Linked DNA regions of Homo sapiens: region 2 is linked to region 1. Evidence: chromatin loops called from intact Hi-C (ENCODE). Cell type or tissue: PC-9. All regions are shown on one strand. Each heading gives the region's core, and the rest is flanking DNA. Links, peaks and the distances in the headings are about the cores only. Region 1 overlaps PPP1R12B (protein phosphatase 1 regulatory subunit 12B). Region 2 overlaps PPP1R12B (protein phosphatase 1 regulatory subunit 12B).

Region 1 (6,888 bases), core at 2,369-4,868:
TTCCCCTGTGTCCAAGCTAAAGACTGGCAGTTGTCAATTCAAAAAGGTACTCAAAGAGGTTCCACAAACGACTCCAATCTTTCTCCAGTTTTGTTCTAAAGTGATTAGTTATCTAAAAGTCTGCGGCCATGCTGCCATTACCAAGTTTTTTCTCTACTGATAGAAATAAGCTCTCTCTTCCTAAGTATGAATATTGAACAAGAAGAGAGTGAAACATATGTAGCAGTGGGTACATTTTCTACTATATTACAATTCTGGAGGTCTCTGGATTGCTTATAGAATTAGGATTATGCTGTGGGACTCTGAACAATTCTGGAATAGAAAGAAAAAAGGTGATTCTTTTAGTGCTTTGGCCCTAATCCTTAGGTAGCAAAATGACAAGAGGCTTCACCAGGCTGAATATGCCTTACAAACAAACTGCTTTCAGTGTCATATGGCACCTCTATGTAATTTTTTTTCAGAATATGTCTCTTTGAAATAATAGTGATGATATGTTGCTGCCTGAGAGATGAGGCTACCCCTAGATAACTGTGAATGGCTAGACTTAGTGGGAAATGCACAGGATTGATTTAAGAGTTCCAGTTCAAATGGGGCATGGTGGCTGACACCTGTAATCCCAGCTACTTGAGAGGCTGAGGCAGAAGGATCACTTGATGCCAGGAGCTCAAGACCAGCCTGGGCAATATAGTGAGATCCCCATCTCTTTAAAAAAAAAAAAAAAAGAATAGTCCAGTTCGGCCTTTTATATGTGTGATTTTGGTTAAATAAATCAAGTTCCGTTTCTGACTCTTTCCTCATATGTAAAAAAGGGATAATGCTTACCTTGTTTGCATGTATTTGAGGATTAGAAATAATTTACGAGTAACCTAGATTTTCCCAAATCTATCTCATGGAGCTATTGTGAGGATCAAATGAGACAGACTATGTGAAAGTGTTTTGCAAACTACAAAACAATTTAGAGATATATATGACAATTATTTATGTCATTACCAGTGAAATGCTTTTTTGACTTTCATTAAGATCCATTCCTAGCTTTTCCAGAGCTAATACATTTGGAAATAAGATCCACCCTAAAATGCTAAATATTAATACCATTTTAGATTTTAGGGATGTTTAATTTTTAAACCCTACATGCTATAGGGATTCCATATCTCAAGTTTAGGAGACTTAATTTTTAAATTTAAGCTCACTTGTCCTGCCTCTGATGTCCTTACCAATTATTTATAATGTTATACATTATTTTCTGCAGCCCTAAGGGAAAATCTCCATTGTGGTGACAAAGTAAGTGGCAGCCATACACAGGTACCTTCTTATGCCTTTTCTCCCCTCACCAAGCAGTGTCCAGGAATCTAAGCATTTGAACATTTATATGAGGCAAGAGCTAGTGAGCTGAATGTGATAATGGTAGCAGTTGACCCTTGCAGGAAAGTTTGAGCCTGGGCCTCCTATCCCAGTGATATTCTTTATGCTAAAAATATTAGTAATTCCCTCCCACAGATTCCTTTCCTGCCTAAGTGAGGTCAATTTCTGTTGTTTTGCAAACAAGTACACTCAATACTATGCAGTAGTGGATATTTTTGATACTAAGGTGAGCATGTTTTAAAATCGGTTATAGTGACGATTGCATAAATCTGAATATACTAAAAATCTTTAAATGGTACACCTAATGGGCATGTGAATTATGTCTCAATAAAGCTGTTTAAAAATAACATTAGTACTGTTAATCTCCACCAAACAGTTCTGGGAAGGGAGGCCTAGATGGTGTCTACTAAGAGTTAAAGCAATGAGATTTAGAGCCTTGAATAAAAGAGTCTATTTTCTTTTTTCCGTATTTCTGTTGCTAAACACGGCTGTTGCCAACACCATCTCACTTCATTTTCCAGAGATAAGGGCATTTGTCATGCGTTTCTCAGCCCACCACTTAACAGTTCAGGAGTGGAAGCTTAAAGTGTTTCCCCCTCCCCCTCAGGACACGTGCATTTAGAAGAAAGGACAAGAATCCATTTCCTTATGTAGCAGAACCTCTGATAGTTCTATCCCAGTTCCCAGCCACTTCAGAGTGAAGACAGTCACCCAACACCTGCTACTAAAAGCCCTTATCAGCCATGTTTTTGCGGTTAATCTCCTTCTGATAAAGTGGTTCATTTTTCAGAGCTGTGAATATTGGTGACATGTAGGAGGGACCAAAATTTTCAGCCCTCATTCAACCCTCCCTTGTTTTTTATCAGTTGATTTTCCCATGTTAGAAAAGGACAGTTGCTGGTACAATCTCATAAAATGGGCTCCAGTGTTTAGAGAAGGACAGTCAGAGGAGTGGCCACCTGTTTGTTGAAAATTGGGCTTCTGGGAAAGTTGCTGCACAAGTGTGTGGCAAGGTGTGTCTGAGATAGCTTGACCTGCTTTCACCTGGAATGATTTGATCTGGCAATAGAGTTCCTTGCCATTCCTGGTTTTATGGAAATCAGAGGCACAGGAAGTTGATCTGGGTGTTCTGGGGAATTGAGACAAGCCTCTGCCATAGTTTGTTAGTACTCTGTGTTTGGATGCTAACTCCAGTGTGCTGAGTTGAGACATCAGCAAGTGCTGGGCCTGGAATGTCAGAAGCAGCAGGTAAAATTTCTTTGTTTGATAGCTTTAATGTCCTAGATGCATGTTTCTTTGGGAAACTGGCTTGGTTGCATACTTTGATTTGGTGGTATGGTTGGGGAAGTGGGAGAAGGCAAGTGGTAAGAATAAGATATAACCAGTTTGGAACTTCTCTAGTGTTTCTTCACATTACTAATGAATTTAAACATGTGCACTGACTTATAAACATCAGACCCAAAAGATTAGGGTAGCAGAGGACAATTAAGAGTTTCAAGAAGTAGAAACATGCTTCTCTTTTAAAGAAGAAACTGGAATTGGCACTGTTATTCTTAAGTTGGATAGTAAGACACAGGTGATGGTTTATTATTCTTTATATCTTTTTTGTTTGCCTTAAATATTATATATGTTTTAAATAAGTAAAACAGAAAAAAGTATTGTTGGATATTTAGGGCAATTACAGAAAGAAGCTCATTTACATAGGTGAAGGGGCAGATTGCAACTTGAGTTGGCCTTTGAAATTATAAAATGAAGAGACTAGTTCAATCAGGTATGGGTAAAAGTTATTTACTTACTACACACTCTACAATCAGATTGAATATTAATGGAAGTTAATGTTTTTCCATGTGTATAAGATGAGAAGTTTCCTAGTTGATCTTGTTCAGAGGACCAATTTCTGGACAGAATACAAACACATGCTGAATCAGGCAATATAGAAAATCCTGCTGATCGTTAGTCATTTTAGTTCTGTAGAGAGAGCACTCACCAAACTCTGAATTCAGCCTACCCAGGACTATACTTTTCTCTCTATTTTTCTTATCCCTTTCTCTCAACTCTTCTTCCTGGTAATTGCGTCACTTTACTCAGGTAGAAAGATTAGGCCTATTTCCTGTACATTTTACTTTCATGACCCTCTTCCTTTGTCCATGCGTGACCTTCTTTCTAGAATAGTTTTTTCTCACCTTCTTTGCTTAACAAAATTGTATTCATACTGTAAGAACTCCTGCAAATTAAAACCCACTACTGACTACCCTGCTACACCTGAGCCCCAGGCTAAAACTAGTATTCTGTCTTCAGTGTTCTTTTTTTGTAACACTGTCTTAGGATTGGTTTACTAATTAATTAAATGGTATGTTGTTGCTTTTCATTACTACATTCTGAGCTTCTTTAGGGTGCTTTTAATTGGGTTTTCTTCACAGAGCCTAATACATAGTAGATGATGGGTAAATGTTTATTGAATAAAATTATTTCTCAAATGAAAATAAGCCCATGTGTAGTGATCTTCTATGCCCATAAGATGGCAGCAGAAGAACGTCTATTGATCTACTTGAGTGTGAAGCTAGCAAAGACCGTTTTGTGTTTGGATGAGTTCGCAGATGAGCCTTTCTATCCCATTCCATTTAAGTGTTTTAATATAGGGAATGCAGATTTTTTTTGGCACATGAAGGCCCTTTGTGCACTTTCACCCTGGCACTTCTTCACACAAGAGCGACAGGTACAAGGTATAAAGCTCCCTGGATTGCAAGAGAGGATACCTAGTTTACTCTCCAGCTAAGCCCACAATTTATGCCTTCTCAGGCAAGCCATTTAACTTCTCTTGTTCAGTTTCTTACTCAGCTAATTGGTGGAGTTAGGAGATCTATAGGGAATATTAGATTATAAAATAATAGCATTCTAAGTCATCAGTGACTGCCTTAGTTGTGTGCTCAATATTGTGTTAAAAACTGTATGATAAAAAAGGGACATGCCCAAGTGCTCTCATGATCCAAGACATCAAATGTACACATAGTAAGGCATGAGTGTATATTAAGGAATAATATGTCCTTGAGAGCAAAATTGTGTTTAGGTAGGTATATTAAGAGTTCAGAGAAGATGAATGGTATAGGATGGAGTAGTCAGAAGGGGCTTCGTGGAGCCAGAGGAGATTGAGTTGGCCTTTAAGTATATGAAAGGTTTAAATGCTGTAAGAGAATTAATGTTTTTGAAAACTTACTATAAGCCAAGTACCCTGCTAGATGCATTTAATCTTTGTAACTTTGTCAGATAAGTAATATTCTTTTCTTAATTCACGTAAGAGAATGCATTGAGGCTCAGCTAGGTTAAGGAATCTGTCCACAGTCACAGAATTTGTAATGAAAAGCCAGAATTCAAAACGAGGTATTTTGGACTTTGAGGCCCATGCTTGCTCTTCTACACCTCCAAGAAAATGTGTCCAAGGGGTCAGTCTTCACTGGATATTTGTATACCATGAGCTTGGCAATATAAGCACAATGGTTAGAATCTCTTGATATTTATTTGAAGGGAAAGTAGAACTTCTAGGAAATGAGTCTTTGTATAGGGAAATATCACTTCTGAAAGTGAAGCAAATTGAAAACTTGCTAGCCTCTCTGAAATCTAGATGGGAAATAGGGTTTTTTTGTTTTTATTTTTGATTTGAGAACCAAATGAGAGGTTGTCTTATGGGTCATCTGGCTGTCCAGGGTTGGCTGAGGTTGCTGAATATAAGAAGCTTATCTTTGGGAGAGTTCCAGAGCCTTGGGCAGGCATATTTCTATTTTAAGAAGTATTTTTAAAAATGGAATTGGCTGACAGCAATTACCTGAAGGCTTGTTTCTGATTCTTCTTTAAACAGTGATTTTTCTTCCTCTTCCTCAGAGTCTCTTAAATAATACTGGATAGTATACTGACCTAGCTTTTAAACTTATTTTTTCTAAGGAAATCTAGTCTTCTAACCTGATAAAGGGAACTAGAGTATGATTCACAGTCCTTGCGCACTTGTGCTGAAAATGGCTCATTAATCATTGACGTGTAAATAAAATATAGTAATAGCTCAAGAATCCTTTGAGAACTAAATTTCTTTATAATGAAACTGACAGTGTTTAATAGAACACTTAGCATACAAAATTCATAAACATTGGGAAGCAAAACTGCAAGTTTAGCTCTATCTATTACAAAAATACACCTGCACAATGATTTTATTTGTCCTTGACAGTTGTTTATTTTTCCTGTCGTAATAGGATTCACCTTTGACCCTGCACTGCTCTCTAGGGTTACCATGTCTCACTCTTCCCTTCACTGTTAGTCTTGAAACAGTCTTCCAATTTCACTTTATCCATTTCCTGGCCTTCTATTCATTGTTCAACATATTGAAATAGAAATTCTGCCCCACCCCCCAATCCAGTGAATTTTTTCTGGCAAAGGGCCCTGTAAACTTCCTAATTACTAAATTCCTTAGTCACTTCATCTTTTACCTTGAATCCTGGCAGTAATTTATAATGTTGACTATTGCCTTCCTAAATTTTTATTCTACCATAACCTCTCTGATATTATTCTTTCCTGGCTCACTTCTACCTTTTCTGATTGCTCCTTCTTTGTGTTCTTTTTAGCCCTTTTTTTTTTCTGTAAACACCTTAGGCATTGTTCCTTAGGCTTCCTTCTTTTCTCTCCTTAGGACTCTCCCTAGCTGACCTCATCCATTCTGATTGCTGCAGCTAGCACTCAGATCTCTCTCTCCAGCTCAAACTTCTTTGCAGAAGTTCATTGTACTACATGTAAAGGACTTACTTAGGACAGTGCCTAACTTCATGTAGGCACTCCATAACAATAGCCATTTCTGGCTGTTACTTTATCTCCTTATTTCTTATTTCCTTTATTTATCTATTTAAAGTATTGTTATAGGCATGTATTTCTGTAAGAATTCTCAAGTCCTCTTTAGAAAGAGGGAATAAGCCAACAGGTAAACCAAATCTTTCTTTCCTCTAGCCTTAAAAAGGCAAGAGAAAGTCTTTGTTCTCACTTTTTTTTTTAGAAATCTCTGCTAATTGTCTTACATGTCACCCAACTGAGAACTTGGAAATCAAACTAGAAGGCTTTTCATTCTTTACTTCTCATATTTAGTCTGTCACCAAGTCTTGTCTGTCATTCTCCTTAAGAATCCTTCAATTCCATCTTCTCCTCTCTTTCTGTTAACTCAGGCCCTCCTAACTGGGCCTTCCTCTCCCCTGCCCCACCCACCATTCCACCATCTACAGTGCAGCATTAGTGATCTTTCTTATATGCAAATCTCATCCAATCACTGACTCCTGCTTAAAATCTGAGAATGGTCCTGCAAGCAATGCTGTCCTCCCTTGTTTTGTAGGATGTCTCTCTCTTTTTTTTTTTTTTTAATTATACTTTAAGTTTTAGGGTACATGTGCAGAACGTACAGGTTAGTTACATATGTATACATGTGCCATGTTGGTGTGCTGCACCCATTAATTCGTCATTTAGCATTAGGTATATCTCCTAATGCTATCCCTCCCCGCT
Region 2 (6,888 bases), core at 2,489-4,988, 130 kb after region 1:
TGCAGGCAGCCTTTGGACAAGTTGTTTTAATAGGAAATAGACCTGCTGCTTCATAGGTTTCCTCAACCACCTTTCCTCAGCTTTCTTAAAATGGGATCTACATTGGCTCTTCACACCCAAATAGCAGACTAATCGTTTTTCTGCTTAGCACCGTCTGGTTCATTGTCTTGAACTCTGCCTTACAGCAGCAAGAAAATTTTCCTCGACAAGAACCTCAATCTTTAGTTCCATTGAGCTCCCCCTCTGGATTTTGGACTTACCAGAAGTAGGAGGTTCTGATACCATTCAAGATGGTCTTTCCTTCAAAGCAGGTCTGAAGAGGAGACTACCAAAGCAGTGTTTACAAACCCAGAGTCCACACAACCATATTGCATAGAACAGCACTTGGCTTTCACAAGCCTCCTACAGGACCTGGTGTAATTGGAGTGAAAGGGCAGAGACCCTGGAAGTGGAGGTGGCTGTGTGCTGCGATGGGAAGAAGGCAGAAGGCCCAGGGGCTTTGGACATAGAGCAGGGTGGAAGCTGCAAGTACTGGGAAGGAAGAGAGTTTCACAGAAACAAAGCTTTGTCACACAGAAATGAGTTCTGTCTCACTGGTGACTTCATCCCTCAGGCTCCAGCTGAGCAGAGATTTTAATCAGCTTCCTTAATGGGTATTGACACTGCTCAGGAAGCAGTAGACCCTGTCAGGGACAGCTATTGATCTTTTGTGTTCTGATTAGATTGGAAAATAGATCAACTTCATTGTAGTCCAGGAACTGTTGGTCACAGCTACTAGGAATGAGGTGATTTCTGAGGGCTGAGAAAAAACACAGAATCTTGGCCAGCAGCCAGCAGCTGCATGGTGAAAGATGCATTCACTTCTCCTTTGAGAGTTGGGGTTGAGGGCAAACATAGAACCCAGGTTTGGCTTACAACCCAGTGTCCCGGAAGCCCTCCTTCGGGAGAACTGTAAGTAAGAGGTGGGTGTGTCTAAAGACAATACCATTAATGAATGTTCTGGCCTTACCTAAAAAGGTTTAGCAATTTGGGGATAACTCTTGGATCTAGCTTATGTGCGTTCACATGCACATTTGCTAGCCCAGAGCTTTTAAAATGAGGTCTGGCATATACTTGATTACAAATGAAAACTCAGAAACCAATTTTATTTATTAAATCATATCTTTTGTTTTTCCCCCTCCCTTCTAATCCCCCAAAGGACCTATTTGAGCTGTTCCCCAATTCATCTGCTTATTTTGGACCATGAATCTGCCAGAGTGATATTTTCTGTTATTTCTCCTCCAAATTTTTCCCTGATGTTTCCAATAAAGATTTACTTGGGTGGCCCCTTAAGGTGACATCAGGATGCTCTTATGTCCTTCCAGAATAAGCATACACTTCACTCCTCTCCCTTTCATCTCCCTCTGCATTCTTAATTCCTTGCTTTTCTCACTTGGAGCCGAGGGTGCTTTAGAGAGGTGGTTTTCCATGAATCAGCCAAGATTCCTGTAGAAGTTGGGTATACCAACCACCACCACCACCGCCCCCTATTCCAGTTTCAAAGCTCCTCGGCTATGCTAATGTCCCCTCAGAGATGAGGTTTGACTTTTAGGCCCGTATGACTCCTCCATAGCCTGGCCAAGGAGACCATGAGTAGCCATGTCTGGTTTACTCTTTATCCTGAGACTGTTTATAGCTTAAAACAGAAGTGTGTCTTCCCAGCACAAACCTAATCAATCAGTGTATCAGTGCATCTGGTGGCAACAGCTCAGCCCATTCAAAGAGCAAGGATTCAGGAAAGGCACACTGATGGTGGGGAGCCTCTTAAGAGCCTCTAATGTTCTCCCAAAACCAGAGTTGAGAGTCGGAGTGCCAGTCGTCGGGGCCCACTATTCCTGAATAAGGGACATGCAAGGGCCAGAAGTAGCTTGACTCTCGCCTAAATATCTGTGCCTTTGCCTGTCCTTTCTCCCACTCTACTGAAACCCGGAACAGATTCCCGCTTGCCTTCTGATGAAGAGAGGTTAGGTAAAGAGAGTTTGGAGGAAAAAAGACACCAGGAGGCAGGCTGCGGGGTAGGAGAGGGTTCTGAGAGGAGGCAGCAATCCAGAATACCTCCTTTTCTAGCCAGCATCCCTTGAACTTTTGAAAGGTTGTGCCTACCACTGGCTGGCACACCAGGGCAATGATTTCCCTGCAGAAGGAAGGAAAGAATGTTTCACCCTTGCATCCTTCTTGGAGAAGCTACAGCCTGTGCTCAGTTGAGTGGTTCACACTCAGACTTTGGCTTTATGGTTTTCCTTCCTCCTTGTCTTTGCCCTGACCTTGATCAACAGGGGTGAAAAGAACCACCCTGAGGTTTCCATGCCTCTCCCATTTTAGTGGTAGCATTTTGTGTCTTTACTCCACCCTTCACCCTAGTTCCACCAAGGTTCACACACCAGATGTAACTGTTTTTCAGCTGAGTTGTATGGATTAACTTCAGTCCACTGTAAATACACCTGGGATGGGGTGGGGTTGGGGTTGTTTAGGGAGAAGCAGCCAGACTTGCTTTGTGAACTGAATGTATTTTTATGCAATTTTGAGTGGCCTTTCAACCCTAAGATGAATGGTTTTGTTTTACTGGTTGTTGTTATATAGTTTTGAGTATTCTGTGTTTGAAAGTTTGGGAATAATAATATTCACTTCTATATGATGCCTGTAAACACAACAGTATTTATAAATGAGTAAATAAAACTGTGTTTTAACTTTGTGACTGTCTCCACAGTTCAGAGCATGGGATTTCTAGAATCTCACATCTGGGGCAGCCTCTTCTGATTTTACATCTTATCATTGGTGGGGGCCTCGCCCACCAGCCTCCTACAACTCCTGTCCACATAGAGGCCCCTTCCCCAGGGACAGCCACAGTGAGTCATGGCCACTGAGAAGGGTCTCTGGTAGTATCAAGGAATTTCCTAAATGGAGTCAGGCCAAGGAGAAGCCTAGATTGGCGTTCAAAAGAACCGTAAGATAGATAGATAGATAGATAGATAGATAGATAGATAGATAGATAGATATCAAGGTTCCAAGCTTCAAGTAACCAAGAGTATATACGGTTATTTCTTGGAAGACACCAGGTTTAAGTGACAAAGGTGTTGAGGCCATCCAGGTGAACACTAGCACACTCTAGTACATGGGAAAGTTGAGGTCTAGGGAGGTGGTGATTTCCTTGGGCTCATGGAAGTCTCCTGCCATCACCCTTAGTCATCTGCTATATCCATAAGTCTTCATGAGGTCATTGTTTAATTCAGGAGATCCAAAACTATCCTGTAGTTCCAAACTACAAATGTAGTTAACTTGGGGGCTATTGAAGGTTAAATCTAAACTCAAAATGAAGGAGCCATGCCCAGAGAAGAGCTGTTCAGGCCCGCTGGCAGGGTTTGTACGTGGGTGGCCAGGTCTGACCCCAGGCAGCCAGGATCTGGGTCTGGTTTCTCCATCCAGCAAGCCCTGCCTCTGGCTTTGCTCAGCCCTGTGTTTCCTGCCAAGCGGAAATCCCTGGTCACTGACTTGGGGAGAGGTCAGGGAGGGAAGATTCTTCTCCCCTGATGTCACCCAGCTGTTTGTAACCCAAGCAGCAGCAGAACAAGCACACTTGATGTCATGGTTGAAGAATTCAGTCCTGTCCTGGGGCACAAAACAGAGGCAAAGAAGCATGACCGATGCAAAGGGTTCCTAGACTGCAAATGTCATTTCTCTTTCTGACCCCCACTGGTTGTAGTAAGGTCTGCAGATACAGTATCACCTAGCCGTCACGTGGTCCAGCCCTCTTGGGGGGAAAGGAGAAGGCCACAACCTATTGGCAGAGTAAAAAGCTCATATTCTTAGCCAGGAGACCCTCAGGTGATAAATCCCAGTCCGTCTGCTGAAAGGCTCATGCCCCTCACCCTACCCAGCCTTAGGGACTGAAGCAGCAAGACAGGATAGATGTTAAAGGATCTGGGCTCATGCTCCCTCAGGTGGGCAGCTCCCATCCCTGCTTGCATTCACTGCCCCCATGCCTTTGGACCTGATGGACAAGCACACATCTAGCCAACGGTGTTCCTGGAGGACAGGTGCTGGTGTAAACTGACAAAAATGGTAGCTGCTGGTCTATCCTCAAGGAGAGGAGACAGGTGGAAGTGGGAACCGAAGAAGGAGTTTTACTCTTCCCTGGTCTTTGGGGGCAATGCTGTCCCACTCTCCCTTTCCCTAAAAATTCTGACGCCCTATCCCTGGTCCCTAACATCTTTGCTTCAGAAGTTAAAGACATTTCAAGTTATTTGCAAAGAGTCAACTGAGGACTTTGTAGAAATTGTTACTTTTCAAATTCCCACTTCCCAGGGCCAGCCTCCCTCTCGTCATTGGGCTCAGACTGTGGCTGTTCCCTAAGCCCAGCTCTACTGGAAGGGAATTCAAGAATATAGTCCCCACCACCACCCCGCCCCGCCCAGCCTCCCAGACAATGTTCCCCGGCACCACCACACTCCCCACAGTTCCACAGCCTGGCATGTGTTCTCAGGAGATGTGTGGGCCCCAGCACCCACCAGAGTGCCAATCTGGTCTTCCCCCAACCCCAGGAGAGAGGGGACCTCAGCCCCTTTTGGTGCTTCCCTGAAGGGAGATTCTGGGTTAGAAGCCAGAGCCTCAGGACCATCTCACCACCCTCACCCACCATACTGACCCTCACAGGCAGCTCCCACTCCCTCACCCCCACCTCAGCGCAGCAAAAACAACCAGAGACACCCCCCACCCCCAGGTTTCTTTCAGCTCATTTCTTTAATAAGGAGACGCAGTTCATTACAAAATAACAATTTGACAAGAGATCAGACAAGAACAAGAGTCCACATAAGGGAGATGGAGAGCATTGCCAAGCAGAAGTGGGAATGAGAGGGCCGGGGGCAAGGGCTGTACATGTGTCCTTCCTATGGAGACGAAGGCAGGGCTCCTGGTGGGCTGACCTTGGCGAAGCTAGGCTCTGCCAGGCCCTGATTTTGAAGTTTTCAGCCCCAGGGTTTTCAGAAAGCAGCAAATCAAGTCCTTAGATGGGCAGGAGTCAGGGCAGAAGGGTCACTATCTTTGAAGAGGCCCCCCTAAAGTCCTGATCGCTAAGGCAGGTGGGATGGAGGAACTCCTGGTGCCCCATGCACACTGCTCCCATCACCTCACCAGACAGATGCTCTCTCAACTCTTGCCTCAATTTGTCTCTGCTGTGGGTGTGGAGAGTGGGAGGGCCCCAGAGAGAGCTGGAGGAAGCAAGACATGTCTTCACTGGTCCAAGCACCTGATTCCAGCCTGCTCTGAAATGGTCCCCTCCACCTTCCCCACTCTTTCAGTTCCCAGCACAAAGGTCCCTGGGACTTCTGTGTGCAACTTCTGTTGTGGTTTGTGCAGGGCAAGCCTGCCTCGCCACCTCTGGCCTCCTCGAATGCGCCCTGCCTGATTCCCTTCCCGTTCTCTCTCCTTCCTCATACTTGTCACAGTTGCCAGGCCTGAGGCATCCTGGGCTCTTCCCATGCAGTACTGCCCTCAGGTGCCCATGGGGCCAGGGGCCGCAGGCAGGGGGGCTACCTGTCCCTCTCAGTTCAACAGGATGACCTGGGGCCTTGGAAGCCCCCAGGCCCCTCTACTCACCTCTGCTACTTGGTGCAACTGGCTGGGGCTTCTCTGGGGAGCAGGTGTGAAGGTCAGGGGACTTAGTCCACACCTGCTCTGCCTGAGCCTCTCTCACAGCTGAACCTGCCCACCCCACTCTCAGGGGATCGCTGGTAGCCCTGAGGTTGCCCCGCTATTGGGCTGCTTTCTGTCAGACTGCAGGAGGATGCACGAGGGAAGAGCGTCAGCCCCTGTATTCACCGGCCTCTCCCTGAGTCCCTCCTCCATCACCACCCACAGACCCTCACACTACAGAGGTGAGTAAGCAGGGATGGTTCTGTCATCCCTGGCTGAGCTGCTGACTGGCTGCTCCTGAAAATCCTGGTTGCCTCCACAGGGACCCCAGGAAAGGTATCCAGAACCATGGAGTCCCACTGCTGTCTGCTCCTCGCCCAGCGTAGAGATGGAGCTGAACTGTGAACCCAGGCCGAGAAAGCCAGCTCGGGCAGGGCCAGCATGGGCATCTCCTGAGACCCCACCGGAAGCCCTGGACACCGTCCATTCTCATGACACGGGACTGAGGGAGCAGGAGGGAGTGACAACAGGTGAGCCCTTCAGAAGTGGTCTGTGGGGAGCCAGTTGGAGAGACATGGGGGCTCCTGGGAGGAGCCAAGGGAGGCCAAATCTCCAGCAGGAGGCCCCCTTTATGGCTTTTCAGTGAATTCAAACAGTGGGAGGAAGGGGCACACCACACACATACACAGAACATGGAAGCTACTGGGATGCCAGATACCAGGCTGGACACTGCACCGGGCCCTGAGGTTTGGCTCTGCAGGCAGATGTGCAGCAAACAGGCCTTCAGGGCGACAGGGTCCTCCAGCATCTCCCAAGGCAGGGCTGGACTGGAGCAGGCACCGACTCCCGCCCACTGATGACTCCCATGGGGGGTTTCCCGATGGGAGGAGGCAGGGGTGGGGCTGGGGAACAAAGACTTTACACGACATAAAATCAAAGGAGCAGCCTCAACCAGTTCTGTAAAATGGGTTTGAGGTTGGGGATCAAGGGGACTCTCAGCATTGCCATGCGGCTATTTACAGAAAGTTATAGACATGCATCTTGATTAAACAAGATTCTGTTCATATGTTTCTAGGTAATTATCTTCTTTTATATATAATTAAATATACACGGATGGGGGCAGATGAGGCTCAAATGGCTTCAGAAGGTTCTTATTTTGTTGTTGCTTAAAAAATAAAGTAATTCATGTGTCTTCAAGTCACAGTGTCCCCTTCTCAATAT

The links. A loop is a pair of places that touch in the nucleus more often than their neighbours do. Peaks named below come from ENCODE experiments on the same cell type or tissue, not always from the same donor. Only the 100,000 strongest peaks of a DNase experiment are listed, where the experiment ranks them.
Region 2: it touches region 1 in a loop (2.9-fold over the local background); 13 of 110 quality-filtered maps call a loop at or near these places.

The regions. Positions count from the first base shown.
Region 1 is chr1:202,460,488-202,467,375 of GRCh38, forward strand. All of the region lies in intron 13 of PPP1R12B (protein phosphatase 1 regulatory subunit 12B), which reads left to right. Among named protein-coding and RNA genes, the nearest start is that of PPP1R12B, 120 kb to the left of the region's middle. In PC-9, for the core only: CTCF peaks have their summits at 3,840 (motif pointing right) and 4,040; a DNase peak (open chromatin) is centred at 2,514; H3K4me3 peaks cover 670 bases; H3K27ac peaks cover 1,560 bases.
Region 2 is chr1:202,585,839-202,592,726 of GRCh38, forward strand. It overlaps PPP1R12B (protein phosphatase 1 regulatory subunit 12B), which reads left to right. Exons shown (of 24, transcript NM_002481.4): 24 at 1-6,864. SYT2 (synaptotagmin 2) reads right to left here. Exons shown (of 9, transcript NM_177402.5): 9 at 4,758-6,888. Among named protein-coding and RNA genes, the nearest start is that of SYT2, 120 kb to the right of the region's middle. RefSeq lists enhancers at 2,951-4,150, 3,556-3,605, 5,276-6,102. In PC-9, for the core only: CTCF peaks have their summits at 3,904 and 4,120; DNase peaks (open chromatin) are centred at 3,253 and 3,573; H3K27ac peaks cover 2,139 bases.